Regions from separate parts of the Homo sapiens genome. Here all the other regions are linked to region 2. Evidence: chromatin contacts called from ENCODE Hi-C or POLR2A ChIA-PET data. All regions are on one chromosome and are shown on one strand. Each heading gives the region's core, a stretch centred on a gene start or an enhancer-like site at or near the end of the contact. The rest is flanking DNA. Distances are from core to core; before and after follow the strand shown. Region 1 holds the start of PGM1 (phosphoglucomutase 1). Region 2 holds the start of FGGY-DT (FGGY divergent transcript). Region 3 holds the start of ALG6 (ALG6 alpha-1,3-glucosyltransferase).

Region 1 (2,700 bases), core at 1-2,500, 4.3 Mb before region 2:
CCCACATTTCCATATATCAGATTTACTGAAAAACTTTTTTTTTTTAATTTCCCCTATCCGAGTGGACCCGCCCAATCAAGTCAGTTAACTTTCCTTGGCCGGGGGCGGAACCAAGGTGTTGCGGTAATTTCCTGGCCTGCCACGACTGCTTGCTTGCGTAAGGGCGTCTTTGGGTATGTTGCCATTCTAATGAAAATTCAGCTCCAGCCCCGTCGGTGGAACAGATCCCGGGCACCACTGGGCAGAGACTAGATGTTTCAAACGCCTGCCCCCCAGCAAGCAGGCCGCGCAAAGGGCAGGAGTTCGGAACCAAGGCAAACTAGGGGGCGGGGAGAAAAGATTGGCACCCGCCTGCTGAGATCTGCCAACCTGACGCCCCAGGGGGATGGGTGCTCTCGCCACCCTTGCCCCACAGTGTCGGGCTCCGAGCCAGCGGGAAGCGCCAGTCCTAGCCGAGAATAGCAGAGGAGCGGGCGGGATGCGAGGGGGCTCTGGGCGAGGCGGCGGCAGTCTAACCTTTCCTGCTTAAGGCGACAGCACTCTGCGCCGTAATCGTATCTTCCAAGGCTGCAAGGTTAGGGCAAATGTCAGACGCCTCGGGAGGGGCGGGGGACGGGGAGAGGGAAGGCAGCGGCTAGAGACGGAGAGTCGGGCGTGACCTTGGGAGGCTCCGCGCCCGCACCTCCCGGCGCCCCGGGAGTCAGGCGAGCAGGTCTGCCGGGTCCCGTGGCCACTTTCCCCAGCCCGGCGACCTCCGTCGGGCCTCCAGGCCAGAAGAGCGAGCGCGAAGGAGAGGGAGGAGCGGGAGGTGGAAACCGAGGCGGCAGCGCGCGGAAGCGGCCGGCCCCGAGCGAGGGAGGGCGCCGCGGGCCGCACGTCGCACACGCGCCAGGGTGCACAGCGGCGCGGGGCCGCGCATCCCTTACCCCGTTGGCGGCAGCGATGCGAGCGATGAGCTGGATGGCCTCCTTCATGTAGAACCGGCCGTCCCCGCCCACCACCAGCGTGGCCTCCTGCCGCTGCGCCGGCTCCACGGTGGAGATGATACTCTGGATGAAGTTCTCCGCGTAGTTGGCGCTGCTCTGGAACACCTTCACCCGCTTCCGCAGCCCGCTCGTGCCCGGCTTCTGGTCCTGGTACGCCTGGGTCTTAACTGTCACGATCTTCACCATGGTGGCGACTTGCTGCCGGGGGTCAGAGCGGCGGACTTGGCTGGCGGAGGGGCGGCCGGCTGAGGCTGCAGCTGCTCTGGGGTGAGGGCACGGCGGGTGGGGGCTACGCCGCACTCTAGGCCGGCGTTTGGCCCTCCTCCTTAAAGGGACAGGGGACAGGGCCCTCCCTCCGCGCCAGCCCACCTCCTGGCAGGTCCGGCGGGAGGGGAAAGGGGAGCGCCGGTCTCTAGGCCTCCTGTGAAATGGGTGGAGCCTTACTGATTTACTCTCCCCTTCGGAATCCTATCCACTGTAAAAAGAGGCCCGCAACTCCTCCTCTAAGTGTTGGGGCAGAGGTTGGGGTAGGAACCCGGTCATAGGGCAAGGACGTGAGGCAGGGTGGAAAAAAGTACAGGGTAGAATGATTTCCAGTGGTTTGGCGAATGCATCGTGTGTAAATAGCTTTCTGGAAACCTGTTGGGAGGGTCAGAAGTGCCAGCCCCAGCTCGATTTCATGAGTCGTAATTCTTTCTATTTCTCCCTAAATGTGAGGGCATTTGAGTTCCGTAAAGGAGTCGACTCCAAATGTTTCCTGCTGCACCACACACTTGACTACCATTGGTGACGGTGACTTAGCTATGACTTGCTGAGTGTAGCGTTTCTAAACCTTACTAAACTCTGGGTTTTATTTTTCCCCTTTTTATGCTTACAAAACTGAAATTCAAAGAATAAAATGCCTTGTCTCATTGCCACACAGCTAAGTCCATGCGGGAGGCCAATTCAGGTGGTCTGGCTCCAAAACCAGGGCTCTTCCCATGATTTGCCCGCTGTGACACCAGGTTGGCAACTAGGAAATGTACAAGCAGGACTTGACAAATGTAGGAGCAAATATATGGTAAGGATAAGTATGAACACCATCAAAATTAGCCAGTTACTCATGTAATAGAAATAAAGTGAGGAGATCAACAAACAAGGACTGACATGGCTGGAAAAGTTTCACGGGGGATAGCAAGGTCAACCAAGGGGATTTGATTATTAAGTAGGAATCTTCAGTCTTTCTTGCTTTTCGGTTTAGTATCTCCCTTAATTTGATGAGAGTGATTGTCTCCTCTGTTCAAGAAACCTGTCATTTTGGTAAAGTGGCAAAAAACTTGGCTTTACAAGGTGTGTGCTCTTGGGAAAGTTAGTTAATGTCCGTGGGCATCAATTTCCTTACTGTAAAATAAACATATCACCTACTTTGGAATATTTTTGCAAGATTTAATGGGGTTTTGTATGTCAGAAATTCTCAGTCATGGATACACAGTAGAATCCTACTGTGACCCATGCTCACAGTAGAATTACTTGAGGTGGTTTCTAAATGACCCAGTCCAAACAAATTCAATCATAATCAGCTGTTAGAAGTAAATCATCTAGCCTGGTGCCTGAAACATAGAGGCCTTCAAAAATATTAGCTCCCCTTCCCCAATTCCAAAACCAGAGCATATCATTCACCTGTGAATTATATTCTTTTGGTAGTTAATTGGTATGTCTTGATCAAGCAGGGAGG
Region 2 (2,700 bases), core at 140-2,639:
ATGTCATGACTGACTCTTCGGGGAAGAAATTTGTGTTAAGACACAGAAGTGCTTTAGTGGAAAACAGCCCATGATGAGGGAAATTCACCATTTTGCACCTTGTCAATTTTTTTTTTTTTTTTCTGAGACGCTCTGTCCCCCAGGCTGGAGTGCAGTGGCACGATCTCAGCTCACTGCAAGCTCCGCCTCCTGGGTTCACGCTATTCTCCTGCCTCAGCCTCCCGAGAAGCTGGGACTGCAGGCGCCCGCCACCACGCCCGGCTAATTTTTTGTATTTTTAGTAGAGACGGGGGTTTCACCGTGTTAGCCTGGATGGTCTCGATCTCCTGACCTCGTGATCCACCCGCCTTGGCCTCCCAAAGTGCTGGGATTACAGGCGTGAGCCACCGCGCCCGGCCCCTTGTCAATCTTTAAATAAAAAGGAAACGGCTAAAAATGAAAAGATATCCCTAGGCCTTTCTACTCAGGATAACTGTAACCAAACAGCATTATCTCATCTAAACTCAGCTGTGCCTCAAACATTATCACAAGTGCTGGAAGCGTTTAAATCTACAAGCAACACTAGCCTAAAAATGCCTTCGGTAGCCAGACGTGAATTAAAGGCTCCTCAAATGCCAGGAAAATGTCCTACAAGGGTAAGGGGAGGAGAGAAAGAGTACTGAATACAGATAAGTGGGCACTGATCGGAGAGGAAGCAGCACGGGTTCCAGACACCTAATAGGCAGCCTTGGGGATGCAGTCAAGGCCGACCCTTCCCTTCCCTTCCCTTAAGTGGCCGGACGCCTCACCCAGAAGAGGACACAGGGGACTCAACAACGTCTCGGGAACAACGGCCCGGCGGGTGTGAGACTAAGCGGCCAGGAGGAGGAAGGGGAGGAGGAGGCAGGGGAGGAGGAGGCAACGACTGCGGGAAAGGGGAAGGAAGGGCCGGGCCGGGTTGGAGAAGCCTCTTTCTGGGCGTGCGCGCTAAGAGCCTGCGCACCAGCAAAAGCCCCCAGCGCCCACGTGGGACTGAGAGGAGGGTCACTTACAGTACTTGTCCAATCTGAAATTACATTTTAGCTAGACGGATTCTGCACGTAGCCGCGCCGAACCCCACGGCGCCTGAGCAGGGCGGTCCCGGGGCGGCTACAGCCCCGCCTTGCGCGCGATCCCGCCCCCGCCGGCGCGGCCCCTGTAAAGCGCGGCCCCTGTAAAGCGCGGCCCCTGTAAAGCGCGGCCCCTGTAAAGCGCGGCCCCTGTAAAGCGCGGCCCCTGTAAAGCGCGGCCCCTGTAAAGCGCGGCCCCTGTAAAGCGCGGCCTGATTGGCCCTTTGAACCGGGCGTGGGATTGGCCGTCGCCTGCCCACCCCGCGGCTGCAGCGTTCCCTGGGGCCTAGCCAACCGCGGGCAGGGCTGGGCAAGGCGGGAGGAGCGCGGACCCAAGATCGGCTACGCTGCGTCTGCTCAGGCTGCGAGTTCCCGGCTCTGGGGACTCACCTTGCGGAGCTTACCCAGGCGGACTCTCCGCAGCCCCTGATGGGTGTGTGTGTCAGACCGTTTACTAAACACCAGGACTGTTGTAGGCGACTGTAAGAAATAAGAATATTGCATGGTTACAATTCTTGAATGCTTACCTTGTGTCTTGTTCCTTACTCTACAGAAATTTTCTAATCCCGTGGCGAACCCCCGTACTTCAACGTATGACATTCTGTAAATCTACAAAACAGATGGGTCCCTGCCTTTGAGAAGTTTTTACAATTTAGTGGGTACTGGACACGGACCTAATTTAATTCTCACATGCCTTCCCTTTCTAATAAGCTGCATGTTATGTATCCCTATTCTACAGATGTGGGGAATCCGAAATTTTTAGCTTTTACTGGGACACACAGCTAGCAAGCAACTAAAGCGAGAATTCCAACCTGAGCTCCAATCCGAACTATTTTCATAAAAGGCAGGATCCCAGGCTGAGGGAGTTCGAGGTTTGGGAGACAGTTTAGCAGTCGCTGAGTCCAAACATGTTGTTTTCCTAGAAAAGAAAACTGAGATCCAGGAAAGGGAAGTGATTTTCCAAAGACACACCTGTGAAAGGTAATAATTTCACTGAACGGATCTTAAGTGGCAGGTGCACTAAGATTGTCTGCTATCTTCACAACAACCCCGAAGTAAATAAGTGCTCTTATCTTGGTCTTACAGGTGAGGAGAACAGCCCAGTGAGGCTGAGGCCACACAATTAACCCCAGTCTTTGCACTACAACTCTACCAGGGATCCTGGTTTGGCTCATTTTCTTTCTTCTGCACCATGATTGTTCACCTTTTCATTACCAGCAACATACCCAAAGACCTAGCTATAGACTCGTTGGAATCTGTTACTTAGCAGCTGTGTGAATCAAGTGTTCAATAGGAATAATAAGATGTATTCATCTTACCTTTTCAGAACATTATGAAGAACAAATGTGGTAAGACATATGAAAATGCTTTGTAAAGTGTTAGATGCTTAATACACAGAAGACATTGCTTCCAGATCTGTTTCAACGTACCCCAAGAATGGAATAAGTGGAATATGCTGGTTTCATGCACTGTGGCAAGGGGGTCTCATCTTGGCTAGACTTGAATAAGTGGATTTGTTGCCTGGCCTCTGTGGATGGCTCTTTCTCTGGGCTTTTGTGTATTTGATTTTTTATTTGCTCCAGCAGCCGTGTTGAACCATGAAAGGACCTCA
Region 3 (2,700 bases), core at 154-2,653, 4.1 Mb before region 2:
ATCTATGGTGTTAAAAATCAGGAAAGAGGTTACCTTTGGGGAGGAAAGAAGGGATGGTGGTTGGGAGGGGTGCCCAGAGAGGTGTTCTGAAATGCTGTGAATCTTCCTTCTTGATTTGAGTAGTGGTTAGGAAATGTGTTGACTTTAGGATAAATTAACAAGTTACAACTTATAATTTGCGTACAGTATTTTTCTATATGGTATATTCCAATTTAAAAAGCATAAAAGGGGCTGGGCGCAGTGGTTCACCCCTGTAATCCCAGCACTTTGGGAGGCCGAGGCAGGTGGATCACCTGAGGTCAGGAGTTCGAGACCAGCCTGGTCAACATGGTGAAACCCCATCTCTACTAAAAATACAAAAATTAGCTGGGCGTGGTGGTGCGTTCCTGTAATCCCAGCTACTCGTGAGGCTGAGGCAGGAAAATCGCTCGAACCCGGGAGGCAGAGGTTGCAGTGAGCCAAGATCGTGCCACTGCACTCCAGCCTGGGCGACAGAGCAAGACTCTGTCTCAATTAAAAAAAAAAAAAGTGTAAAAGGAAATTACTTGGATGTGTTGACTAAAGGCTCCCTGTGAGCAGGGATCCTCCTGTCTTAGTCGTTGCTCTCTGTTCCCCACTTGTAGAACAGTGTTAGCAGAAGGCAGGTACCCAAGAAGTATTTGCTGAATGGAGCTGTGTGCGTCTGTGTGTACGAAGCGGGGAGGTACCCTAATTTTACTGAGCCCTGTGTGGTTAAAGATATTATGCGAGGCTTTTAACGACTCTCTTCTGCTTAAACCAGAAAAAGGGTTATTTGCGACTTTTTCCACCTGTAAATCAGAAAACAGTAATTTTCTAACCCATCCACTGGCCACGAAGTTGCTAGGCAGGCAGTAGATGCGCTTTTCGTCCTCCTTTGCCCTGACGGTGCATCTCGACAAATGCCAAGCCCGCCGTCCCCATCCCAGAACCGACTTTGCTCCTTTTAGTCTGAAAGGTCCTTCCACCGCAGTGGACACAACACCGGGGAGTGCAGCTATCCCGGGCGTGTATATGGGGCGAAAGGGATCCCTTCTCGCGTTTCTCCGCCCCTCCTCTTGAGGGCCAGGCCCTCAGAACCGCAAGGACAAGGGTGCCAGGACCGCCCCAGCCTGCAAGTGCCACCACTATCACCGCGTCCCCTCACCCGACCCACAAGCGACCCTGCAGGAAGGGCTGGGGAGGCCTCGCGTCGCGTCCCTGGGAGTGGAGCGGAGCTGGGAGACGGGTCGCCAGCTCTGCGCCGGCTCGTGGCGCGTCCGAGCCCCCGGCACCTCCCCACACTGGCCTGGGGTCCGGAACCTCCGGGATCCCATGCTCTTACCCCGCCGCCCGCCGGCCGCTGGGATTCGCGCCTGCCGTGGGTCCCAGGAAGGCGCATGCGCGCTCGCCCCCGCGGCGGACTGCCCCTCCGGCCTTCCGCCTCCGTGTGCCCGCGCACCACCCGCGCGCCCGGTGCGGGAGCGAGCCCGTCGAGCGTGAGGGGAGGGGCGGGCAACCTGGCCTGGACAGGAGGCGGCCGGCTTAGGAGGCGGGGCAAGAGCCGATGGAACCCGAGAGGTCCCCAGCCCCGGGTTAGGCTAGGGGCAGGTGGAAAGCCCCTTGCTCTTCTTTCCTGGGATCGTGGCCAAGGCCGGAGCGGCTGCTTAGCCAACGGATTCCTGTCAGGGGCGGGCCCTGGCTTGCTGCACTGAGCAGAGAGCCTTGGCCGGTCCTCACCACCTCTGGGCCTGTGCCCTCGAGGAGCCAGAAAGCCAACCTGCTTCACTTTCTTCTAGCCACATGCCTGCGAAGAAGAAGACTGGGCAGCCCCCTAAAGTAAGAAACATTGAACATCCAACCATTTGCGAGAGCCTGTGCGTTGTGCAAAAGGACAGCCCTGCCCTCGAGTAGCCACTACACGTGCCCCAGCGGGCAGCTTGAATCACCTGGTCCCAAACTTGCCAAAAATACCTATCTAGTAAGTTAGTAAGACCTGCACACTTTTCCTTTTGCATTGATCCCTTCCTTTCCAGTTCCACTATTTCCATCTCAGTCTAGGCTTCTGTCCAATCACGCATGGACGGCTGTGATGATTTTTACTTGCCTTCCTTTGTTCAGAGAGTGCCCTCATTCCCCACTTCTGAATCTTGCCATTCTACGTAAGCCAACCCCTATAATTTGTAAGTGTTAGCAAATATTTGGCTAGGACTATGGCTTTCTACTGAGTCTGAATAACTTCTCTCTGGGCCTCAGTTTCTTCAACTGTGAAAGAAATCAGTAGGGCTAGGTGAACTTCCAGGTCTAAAATATGATTATATCTAAAAGACCATCAGCACTGGGAATATGGAGAAATATGGCAGGTCCCTGCCCTCAAGGCATTTAATTCTCATTGGAAAGACATTTTTATGCATAAAAGGATAAAAAGCTATAGAAGGAAACACATACTAAATGTTACATTACTTACATATGCACTAAGCACTGTAGGAGTTAGGAGAAGAGGGTTCACTGTAAACTGCAAACCATCAGGAAATGCTTTTCCTGGAGGAGTCAGCTGAGCTTTGAAGGAAAGCCTGGCTGGATAAGCCCAGAGAATGAGAGTAAGAATCTAGACAAAGGAAATGGTTCAAGCCAAATATTGTGGCAGCTGAAAAGTGTAGAACATTTCCTCTAGTTTAGGTGGTGGGTGATGAAGCTGGAAAG

Evidence for each region. A loop is a pair of places that touch in the nucleus more often than their neighbours do. ChIA-PET counts read pairs that join two places held with the same protein, here RNA polymerase II (POLR2A). Pooled maps may share reads with other maps.
Region 1: a loop to region 2 is called in a map of CD8-positive, alpha-beta T cell, with 6 times the contacts of the local background. The contact joins the promoter of PGM1 here to the promoter of FGGY-DT in region 2. A Hi-C loop is called at or near these places in 1 of 168 maps with a recorded cell type or tissue (CD8-positive, alpha-beta T cell) and 7 of 50 pooled maps. POLR2A ChIA-PET finds 5 or more read pairs at or near these places in 1 of 52 experiments (activated CD4-positive, alpha-beta T cell).
Region 3: a loop to region 2 is called in a map of CD8-positive, alpha-beta T cell, with 35 times the contacts of the local background. The contact joins the promoter of ALG6 here to the promoter of FGGY-DT in region 2. A Hi-C loop is called at or near these places in 3 of 168 maps with a recorded cell type or tissue (CD8-positive, alpha-beta T cell and naive thymus-derived CD4-positive, alpha-beta T cell), 1 of 37 single-sample maps with no recorded cell type and 9 of 50 pooled maps.

Annotation. Positions count from the first base shown.
Region 1 is chr1:63,591,961-63,594,660 of GRCh38, reverse strand. PGM1 (phosphoglucomutase 1) reads right to left here and starts at 1,250. Exons shown (of 11, transcript NM_002633.3): 1 at 927-1,250. The coding sequence starts at 1,172. RefSeq lists enhancers at 214-273, 974-1,263 and a silencer at 634-933.
Region 2 is chr1:59,295,239-59,297,938 of GRCh38, reverse strand. FGGY-DT (FGGY divergent transcript) reads left to right here and starts at 1,389. Exons shown (of 2, transcript XR_001738089.2): 1 at 1,389-1,570; 2 at 2,175-2,700. It overlaps FGGY (FGGY carbohydrate kinase domain containing), which reads right to left and starts at 845. Exons shown (of 16, transcript NM_018291.5): 1 at 789-845. RefSeq lists silencers at 804-893, 904-1,443.
Region 3 is chr1:63,366,330-63,369,029 of GRCh38, reverse strand. ALG6 (ALG6 alpha-1,3-glucosyltransferase) reads right to left here and starts at 1,403. Exons shown (of 15, transcript NM_013339.4): 1 at 1,343-1,403. RefSeq lists enhancers at 834-943, 1,804-1,943 and a silencer at 1,124-1,603.